Regions from separate parts of the Homo sapiens genome. Here region 1 is linked to region 2. Evidence: chromatin loops called from intact Hi-C (ENCODE). Cell type or tissue: endothelial cell of umbilical vein. All regions are shown on one strand. Each heading gives the region's core, and the rest is flanking DNA. Links, peaks and the distances in the headings are about the cores only. Region 1 overlaps COL8A1 (collagen type VIII alpha 1 chain). Region 2 overlaps COL8A1 (collagen type VIII alpha 1 chain).

Region 1 (4,227 bases), core at 1-4,000, 61 kb after region 2:
TGCAAACCCAGGGAATAAAAAAATACATGCTCATTGAAGCAGCAGATTATAGGACTCGTGGATATTAGAAAAACTGAGGAAAGAGGCATGATGTGGGTAACAGCCATAATGTCAGAGTAAGCCTCTGAACTCAACCCAGAGAAACTTTGTAATTGTTGCAACCAGTGATAGGCTCGGCTTCTGGATTTCTTGTAACAAAATCTTACTGCCAAGGGCATTGATGAGCTCTCCCAGTAAAAAAAGTATAATAATAATGTTAAACTAAATCATAAAAATGCAGAAGGTGGTTATTAAAGGGCAGAGGAGAGAAATTGCTTGTAAAGTTCTGGTGGAAATATCAAAAATACATTTTATTGAACTTTTAAGAAATTAAGCTCTTTGTTTTTAAACTAGGGTGCAAAAGCAATAAAACTTAAAGGCCATTCAATAAACTATTTCATTCAATGGTCATCAGCAATGATTCAGCAGTAAAAATAAAAATCACATTTATTCAACATGGTCATCAATTCAGGCAGGCCTGAAGCTTACAAATGATAAGTTTGTCAGTGAAAATAACCAGCTGAAAGTATTTTTAAATGAATTTTGATTGAAAAAATAATAAAGAATTTTTTGAATGTACACCTTTTTCTTAGTGAAAATGGACTTGGTTTAACTTGACATAGTATAAAACTCTTAATGTTTTATGTAGTTTATTAAGTTCTATGAAGAAATGTATTTGAAACAAATGTAGATAATGACCAAAAAAGCTTAAATATGAACACCATGATAGGCATACAATTAAGAAAATGGAAATAGATCATGATAACTAATCTTTTGCATGCCCTCCAAAAGCACAGAATGTAACTTTTTTAATTATTTTTAATAATCTAGAGTTTTCTTTCTGATCCTTTTACCTTCCAAAAATATAGATTCCTGAATGATAGAACATAGACATTTTGGTAGACAGATTATATATTTTCCTCAAGTTAAATAACATATACCTCTAAGCAACAATCATCATAAAAACAAGCTTTTTGCTCATTAAGATACCTAATGTGCCTTACACATAGTATGTACTAAATAATATGGGTTGAACTGAATTATTCCCATTTTTTGTTCAGCTATTAATGTGTCTCTTGGATTTACACTAGAGAGGTGGTGTCCCACACATGGGAATTAATGAGCTACATCTGTAACCAAAAATATCCACGGAAAACCTGTTGAATTGATCCATATCTGTTTTATTAATCAAGCCCACTACGGAAGGGCTTTCTTGTGGTTGTACTACACTTTGGAAATAAATAGAGTGGGGAAACCACAGTTCATTTTAAAAGTTGTTTGAAACTTTGAAGAACACGGGATTTTATATTATACGACAGCAATAAACTCCAATTTTTGATGACTGTAATTCTGAGTATATAAGTATATAAATATTCTGTACATATAATTTTACTGCAGAACATTATGACTGTGGCCAAGAAGACCCTTACTGTTCAATATGGAATTTACTTGTTACTGCCACTGTCTTCCTTCCTCAATTTTTTAAAATAAAAAGACTTTTAAAAATAAAAAGAAATTTTAAAACTAGCTTGGTATGAATAGCCTTTAGCTGAAGCAGATGGCTGGAAGTCAGAAGCCCCAGATTCTATCCTTCATTCTCCTACCAACTTGGAATGTGGCCTTGGGCAAGTCATGAGAGTAAATCTACAACAAAAGAGCTAATAATGCTTTACATGTGTATGGTGTTTTATGATCTAACAGAGCACTTTCACATACAATATCTTATTTAATCTTCCCCGCAGCTTCCTGAAAAGAGTATGGCAGTTATTAACGATCCCCATTATAAAGAGGAGGAATTTGAGACCCAGTGAAACTAAATCACTTTTTCAAGTCAGGAACAGTCATAGTCTAAGATTCCCGGCTGGTCTTTGTCTTTCCTCTACACCACATTGCCACCCTCTGGCACCTCCAATGGTGGCAAAGCAGGAATGACTATAGCTGCACTGTTCAATATGATAGCCACTAACCACATTCTGGTACTGAGCATATGAAATGTGGCTAGTCCCAATTGAGATGTGCTGTGAGTGTGAAATATACACCAAATTTCTAAGACTTGGAATGAAAAACAGAATGTAAAATGTCTCATCAATACTTTATATATTGATTGCATGTTGAAATGATATTTTTAATATTTTGAGTTAAATAAAAGTAATAAGTATAAATATATTAATAAATATTACCAAATATGGTTTAATAAAATTAATTTCACCTGTTTCTTTTTACTTATTAATATGATAATAAAAAACATAAAGTTGATATTTGACTCACATTGTCCCTATGCGACAGCACTGACCAGAGGATTCCACTGTTCAGAGCCCACATACTAATTTCACAGTACTGGACTTGTTTATGTACCTGGCTTGATGTAGCTGATACAAATTCCCTAAGATGCTGTCAAATAGAGGGCAAGGTAGATTAGCAGCAATGATTTGGGCATTCTCACACATCTTCCACATGCAGGAAAAAATCTGGCTTCATTAGTTGATGCCCCAAATTGCTCATTCATTAAAAGGGTCCATTTTATACCGTTGAATACTTGAGAGACTTCGAAGTAAAAGTGCTATGGCAAGAACTATAAATTAGTATGGCTCTATAGCACTCTTTATTTTCAAATATGTTCCCATTAAACATTATGAATGAATGAGACATTAAACTGTTAGGCTGATATATACTATGTAAAATAATAATTATATATAACTTTGTTGTACAGTATGTTTTATTCTACCTACAAAGTCATTAAGATATTTTACATACAATCCCTAAATAAATAGCTTATTTCTGTTATGGAACAATCTAACTGAAAGTCCTCAGGAAAAATGAGTTCTTATTTAGAAGAAAAAATATGTATAGTAAAAAATAGCTCAGATAACTAAAAACTAGCATCTATTTGGCAGTTATTATGTGGGCTCAAGTACCATGCTAAGAGTTACACCAAGGTTCTCTCACTTCATCTTTACAGGGCTTTGAAAATCAGCAAGAGGGAACAGAACCAAAGGTCTTAACCACTACTGCTTCTTATTTCAAAGCAATTTAAAATCATAACTCAACCTATCATGACAGTGTAAGAATATTTGGAATTGATTTTATTTTATTCATTTAAGCTCCACAAGCATCTACCTAGAAAATGCAATGGATCAGGAACAGTTCTAGACACTGAGGGAATATTGAGCAGTAAGACCAGAGCTCTACTCTCAAAGAGAACACTGATTGATAGGTTTATGAACATGCTTTTGAAAAATGCATACTTATGACTAAATAGAAGGGGAGTCACTATTCATGTTCTAAAGGGTTTCTTTATGTTCCAATAGAAATCTTTATAGTGCTATTCCTGTTTGTTAAAATTTACCTATTGTTCATAAAGCAAAGGTCTTATGTAAAAAAAAATTAAAAAATAAACTACATAGTTTGAATTTCAGAGGTTTGCTTTCCTCCATTATACTCACTTGGAAGAAGAGGTGCTGAAATTACCATAAATATTTTCTAGAACAAGGAGAGATGAAAGCAAACAAACAAAAGGAACCTAAATCAAAATGGCTCTAAGAAAATCACAAAATAATGAAAACTAAAGAGTTTTATAAACTTTTATACAATAATAGTGATAAGTTATCTTTGAAGGTAGAGATTTAAAATTATGCATGAGTTAACTATATATTAATTGTTTAAAGAATATTTCAAAATAGAATGTATAACTTGTTGCCAACTTCTTTTTCTTTTTTTCTTCTTTTTTTTTTTTTTTTTTTTTTTTTGAGACAGATTCTTGCTCTGTTGCCACGGCTGGAGTGCAGTGGCATGATCTTGGCTTACTGCAACCTCCACCTCCTGGGTTCAAGCAATTCTCCTGGCTCAGCCTCCTGAGTAGCTGGAACTACAGGTGCACACCACCACACCTGGCTAATTTTTGTATTTTTAGTAGAGACAGGGTTTCGCCATGTTGGCCAGGCTGGTCTTGAACTCCTGATCTCCAGGAATCCGCCCACCTCAGCCTCCCAAAGTGCTGGGATTACAGGCGTGAGCCACTACACCTGGCCCCAGTTTCCTAATGTTCATGTTTACCTAGAATTAAATAAAAAGAAAATATTAATAGCCAACTCTGGGTGGCAGAATTTTAGACAGTTTTGTGCCCTCATGTATACTCTTTTGTAAATTTTTCAAAAAAACATATATTGCTTTTATAATTGGTAAACAGAA
Region 2 (4,548 bases), core at 323-4,322:
TTATCACTCAATTCAACCCAGTTGTTCATCTTTTTCCTGCTGAAATGGACAGTAGTCAGATCTCAATAACCCGTTTCCCATTGCTATTTGTGAATTGTCAGTATTTATTTTAATGATGGAATCATTTCTTAAGGTAGAGTTGTATGTTTACTTTATAATGTCTGAATTTGGCTCCTTGTAGAGTAATTTTCTGAACGGGAATTGTGCTTCCATTACCTAATTGCAAAAAGTTGCCAAAATTTAAAAAGGCACTGGGAAGAAGAGGCGGTACAAGAATTCAAGTGGATCTCAAGGTCTCACTCTTAAAAGAAATGGAAATATTTTTGGACTGGATTAGCATGACTGAATTATCATCCTATTTGCTGGCGTAATTGCAGTTGGGAGGGGAGAATGAAAGGCATTGCTTTTCTACCCACTTCCTCCAGTGATACTTAAAACTGAACTATGCTATTCATAAAGTAAATCTTTCTGAGTAGTTTGCAGATTTTACCGTCTTTAAAAATGTTAATATACCATTTTAGTACCTCATTCTGAGGAATAAATTTATTCTTAATATAATAAAAACTCAGAAAAAAATGACATCAACCAACTAAAATGAAAGCTCAGACTCTAAGAAAACAAATGCAGATGATGCAAAATACAGCATTGGAAGCTAATGGAAAGGAATACTTCTTAACACTGTCTTACCATCATCAAAAGCAATGAGAAGGAATAAGAATTTACATGCTTTTGGTATGCCCCAAATCTTAATATCTTCCAAATGCCATACATTTCAGGCTTCTACTTTTAATTTTCTATGTAGAATCATGAAATAATATTATTAGTCACATTATACTGGATAGTAAAGTTAATATATTATTTCTATCCTTGCTAATCTTATGTCTTTTTTAGTTTCTGCATGATCTTAGAAATTTGCCAAACATAAACGTGTCAACGTGAAGTTAAGAAGTGAGACTCACCCGTCCCTGCACAGTCTATACTATGCCCTTTCGCAATAGGTATTTTTTCTACCTTTTCTCTCTGTCTCATGTTATGGAATTGTAGAGTCTTTTTATTAATTCTCCTATGTTGGTTTTCCATTTAGAATTCTTCTTCTGATACCTTTCCACATAGTGTAAATGATTTTGTTTTCAATCCATACATACAGAACTTTCCTCTGGATACTAAAAGCCTATGGCCAAATCATGTTGATTTTATTTATTTAAGTCTACAATATGGTAATAAATAGAGTAAGTTCTTAATAAGAGTGCTAGTTTATTTACCATGGCAGTTCTCTGTGATTAAATAAATATGAATATAATAGTCAGACTACTTTACCCATGTGAGGCACATAGCAAGGGAGTTGGCAACATTTTTAACCATATGAGAGGTTTTATTTTTATCTTTGTTGTTTTCAATATTACATAAAATACTTTTGGCTCTAATAAATCTTAATATTATCTCCCTCATCAAGTAGTAGGACAAAATCTCCTAGAGGTAGCTAGTTTTGAAAAATCCACACAAAACCAAAATCATTGTAATCAATTGTAACCAAGCATCAACTCACTTCATCAGAACTAATCACATAGCCCTAAATAAGTCCTAAAATTTCCCAGACAATGCACAGTAAATTTAAACAACATGTCGCATCCTCAAAATAATAATAGAACCATTTTTTACCATTAGTTACATTTTTTACCAAAGACCTGCAGACATCTTTTAATATAATTTACTACAATACACTATGTAATACTAATGATACATTTCATTCAATTTAGTATAAACCTTGTTAACAATGTATGAAAACAAAGAAAAGAGAACAATAAAGTAGCTAATCATTTATTACACTCCAAGTTGCTTTATTTAATAGATTTCAGAGAGAGTAAATTTAGAGAAAGATTGAATTCACAAAGGAGGAAAGACCCTGGGGAGAGGGTCTTATGAAAACCAGAAGTCAAAGAAATGCCTTCCTTATCCTATCCTAAGAAGAACAGTGAAGATTCAGTAGGAGGTCTCTCAAGGCCCAGAGGCAAAGGAATACAGTCTTCAGAGCAAGAGAACATTAGGAGCAAGTGGACTGGACCACACAGTGGGCACTCCTGCTATAAGTGCTCAGTGTGATCATCACAATGACTTTAGCTGAGCTCTATAACTGCTCATCTCTTATTACTTTTTTTCTTTTTTAAGACAGGGCCTCACTCTGTCACCCAGTGGCGTGATCACAGCTCACTGTGGCCTCAGCCTCCCTAGCCTTAGGTGATCCTCCCATCTCAGCCTCCCAAGTAGGTGGGACTACAGGCACATGCCACCATGCCTGGCTAATTTTTGTTTGTTTGTTTTTGGGGGGGGTTCTGTTTGTTTGTTTTTGAGACAGAGTCTCACTCTTGCTGCCCAGGCTGCAGAGCAATGACACGATCTTGGCTCACTGCAACCCCTGCCTCCCTCCCAAAGTGCTGGGATTACAGGCATGAGCCATTACACCCAGCCAATTTTTTTGTTTTTTATAGAGTAGGGAGTTTCGCTATGTTGCCCAGGCTGGTCTTGAACTCCTGCACTCAAGCGATCCTCCTGCCTTAGTCTCCCAAAGTGCTGGGATTACAGGCAGGAGCCACGGCATCCGGCCTGTAACTGTCCATCTCTGAAAATCCAAAGGCAATGTGGAGCCACCTAGCGGCAGACCAACCAATGGTTTCCAGGTCAAAGAATTAAAATTCAAGTCTTTCCTCAACTACTTATTGCCTTTTTGACATTAGACAAGTCACTGAAACTCTTTTAGCCCATATTTCCTAATCTGCAAAATATTGATAATAACAGTGTTTGTGCTAAGGATTGTATGATAATGGAGGCAAAATGCACTTTGTGTGCTGTTAGGCATCATGCAAATGTTACTTATCCTTATCTGTTCACGTGTGTGTGTGTGTAAAACTTTCACATGTCACAAATGGAGAGGAGTAGATGAGAGAATTGCACTCCATGCGATGAGGTTGAGAGTGGGGAGCTATGCCTGGGCAGGAAGCTGCGGATGTGCACACCAGAGCACCTAGGAATATATACACTAGGTGCTGGCAGTAGAAGACTCTGCTGTGCTCTTAATATCATCCAATTGCTTGCACACGTAGCTGATACAGACCAGGGAAAACTGACACCATCTTTATTCAGGGTTCAAACTGAAAAGCAGCATTTCACTGAGGATTTGGTGAGAAATGTATTATACTAATAACATTATAATAACAACCAGCTTAACATAGTTGTAAAAATTAATGAAACCATTTAAGCAAGAGCATAATAAATGTTTATCATTTTGGCAATTTTGCAAATAGTTGTTCAGCTACTGTCACAATAGTTCCTTGTACTCTGCATCTTCCAACATACTTGATGGATTATTATCCCCATAAAGTGCCCGTAAAAGAAAGCAGCACAAGAGAGTTGGCTTATTTAGGATTCTATCAACCAGCTGTTACATCCACCAGCACTTCACCCGTATGATCATCAATATTCATGCAAAATCCCAAAATGCCTCCCAAACATTGGAATAAAATGTTCCAAATAGCTATAGGTTTAGCTGTGTTTTGTGTTTTAATACAGTGAAAATATGAAATCTATTTATGTTATATGTGGAAACACATATCTGCTCTCAAATTATGCCAAATGATAATGTATTTCTTGCTTACTGTTGTAACAAACCACCACAAATTTAGTGTCATCGAACAACACAAATTTAGTATCTTACCATTCTGGAGATCAGAAATCCACAAAAGTTTTACAGAGCTAAAACCAAGGTGTCAATAGGGCTGCATTCCTTCTGGTGGCTCCTGGGGCAAATGTTTCCTTGTCTTTCCAGCTTCTGAAGCTGCCTGCATTTCTTATCTTGTGGACTCTTCTTCCAACTTCAGAGCGCATCGTTCCAACCTCTGCTTTCGGCAGCACATCTTCCTTTCTGACTTTTACCCTCCCTCTATAAGAACCCTGGTGATCAGATTGGGCCCACCCAAGCAATCCAGGATAGTCACCCCATCTCAGGATCTCAAGATCCTTAACTTAATACACCTGCAAAGTCCCCTTTGCCATGGAAAACAATATATTCATAGATTCTGGGGATTGAGACATGAACATTTTGGGAGGTTCATTATTCAGCATACCACGGCTAGTTTACTGTATTATTATTACTTCATCTCTGAAGGAAAATAATGCATTGGCAGCATTAAAAATTTTGTTCAAATATGCCCAGTGAGCCCGTGTGATTGAGCTCCGTCATCATCATGTTCAATTCTTCCTGCCTAAGTCAGTCCAACTCAGGATTTCTCACCCTCAGCACTATTGAAATTTGGACCAGATATTTCTTTGCTGTAGGAGGCTGACCTGTGCATTGTGAGAGTTTTAGAAACATCCCTGGACTTTTACTAGATGCCCATAGACATTCTCCCCTCCCCAGCTGTGACAATCAAAAGTGTCTCCACACATAGCCAAATGTCCCATAGATGGACAAAAATCACCCTCAGTAGAGAACCACTATTCTACACAGAAAGCAGCCAAATTATTGTAATGGCCCCTTTAAGGCAATAACTCTTA

What was found. Peaks named below come from ENCODE experiments on the same cell type or tissue, not always from the same donor. Only the 100,000 strongest peaks of a DNase experiment are listed, where the experiment ranks them.
Region 1: it touches region 2 in a loop (6-fold over the local background); 8 of 110 quality-filtered maps call a loop at or near these places.

The regions. Positions count from the first base shown.
Region 1 is chr3:99,746,290-99,750,516 of GRCh38, forward strand. The region is part of intron 2 of COL8A1 (collagen type VIII alpha 1 chain); the gene reads left to right. Among named protein-coding and RNA genes, the nearest start is that of CMSS1, 69 kb to the right of the region's middle. In endothelial cell of umbilical vein, for the core only: a CTCF peak has its summit at 1,939 (motif pointing left); a DNase peak (open chromatin) is centred at 1,892; H3K27ac peaks cover 817 bases.
Region 2 is chr3:99,684,542-99,689,089 of GRCh38, forward strand. All of the region lies in intron 1 of COL8A1 (collagen type VIII alpha 1 chain), which reads left to right. Among named protein-coding and RNA genes, the nearest start is that of COL8A1, 48 kb to the left of the region's middle. RefSeq lists enhancers at 2,396-2,485, 2,536-2,595. In endothelial cell of umbilical vein, for the core only: a CTCF peak has its summit at 2,657 (motif pointing left); a DNase peak (open chromatin) is centred at 2,650.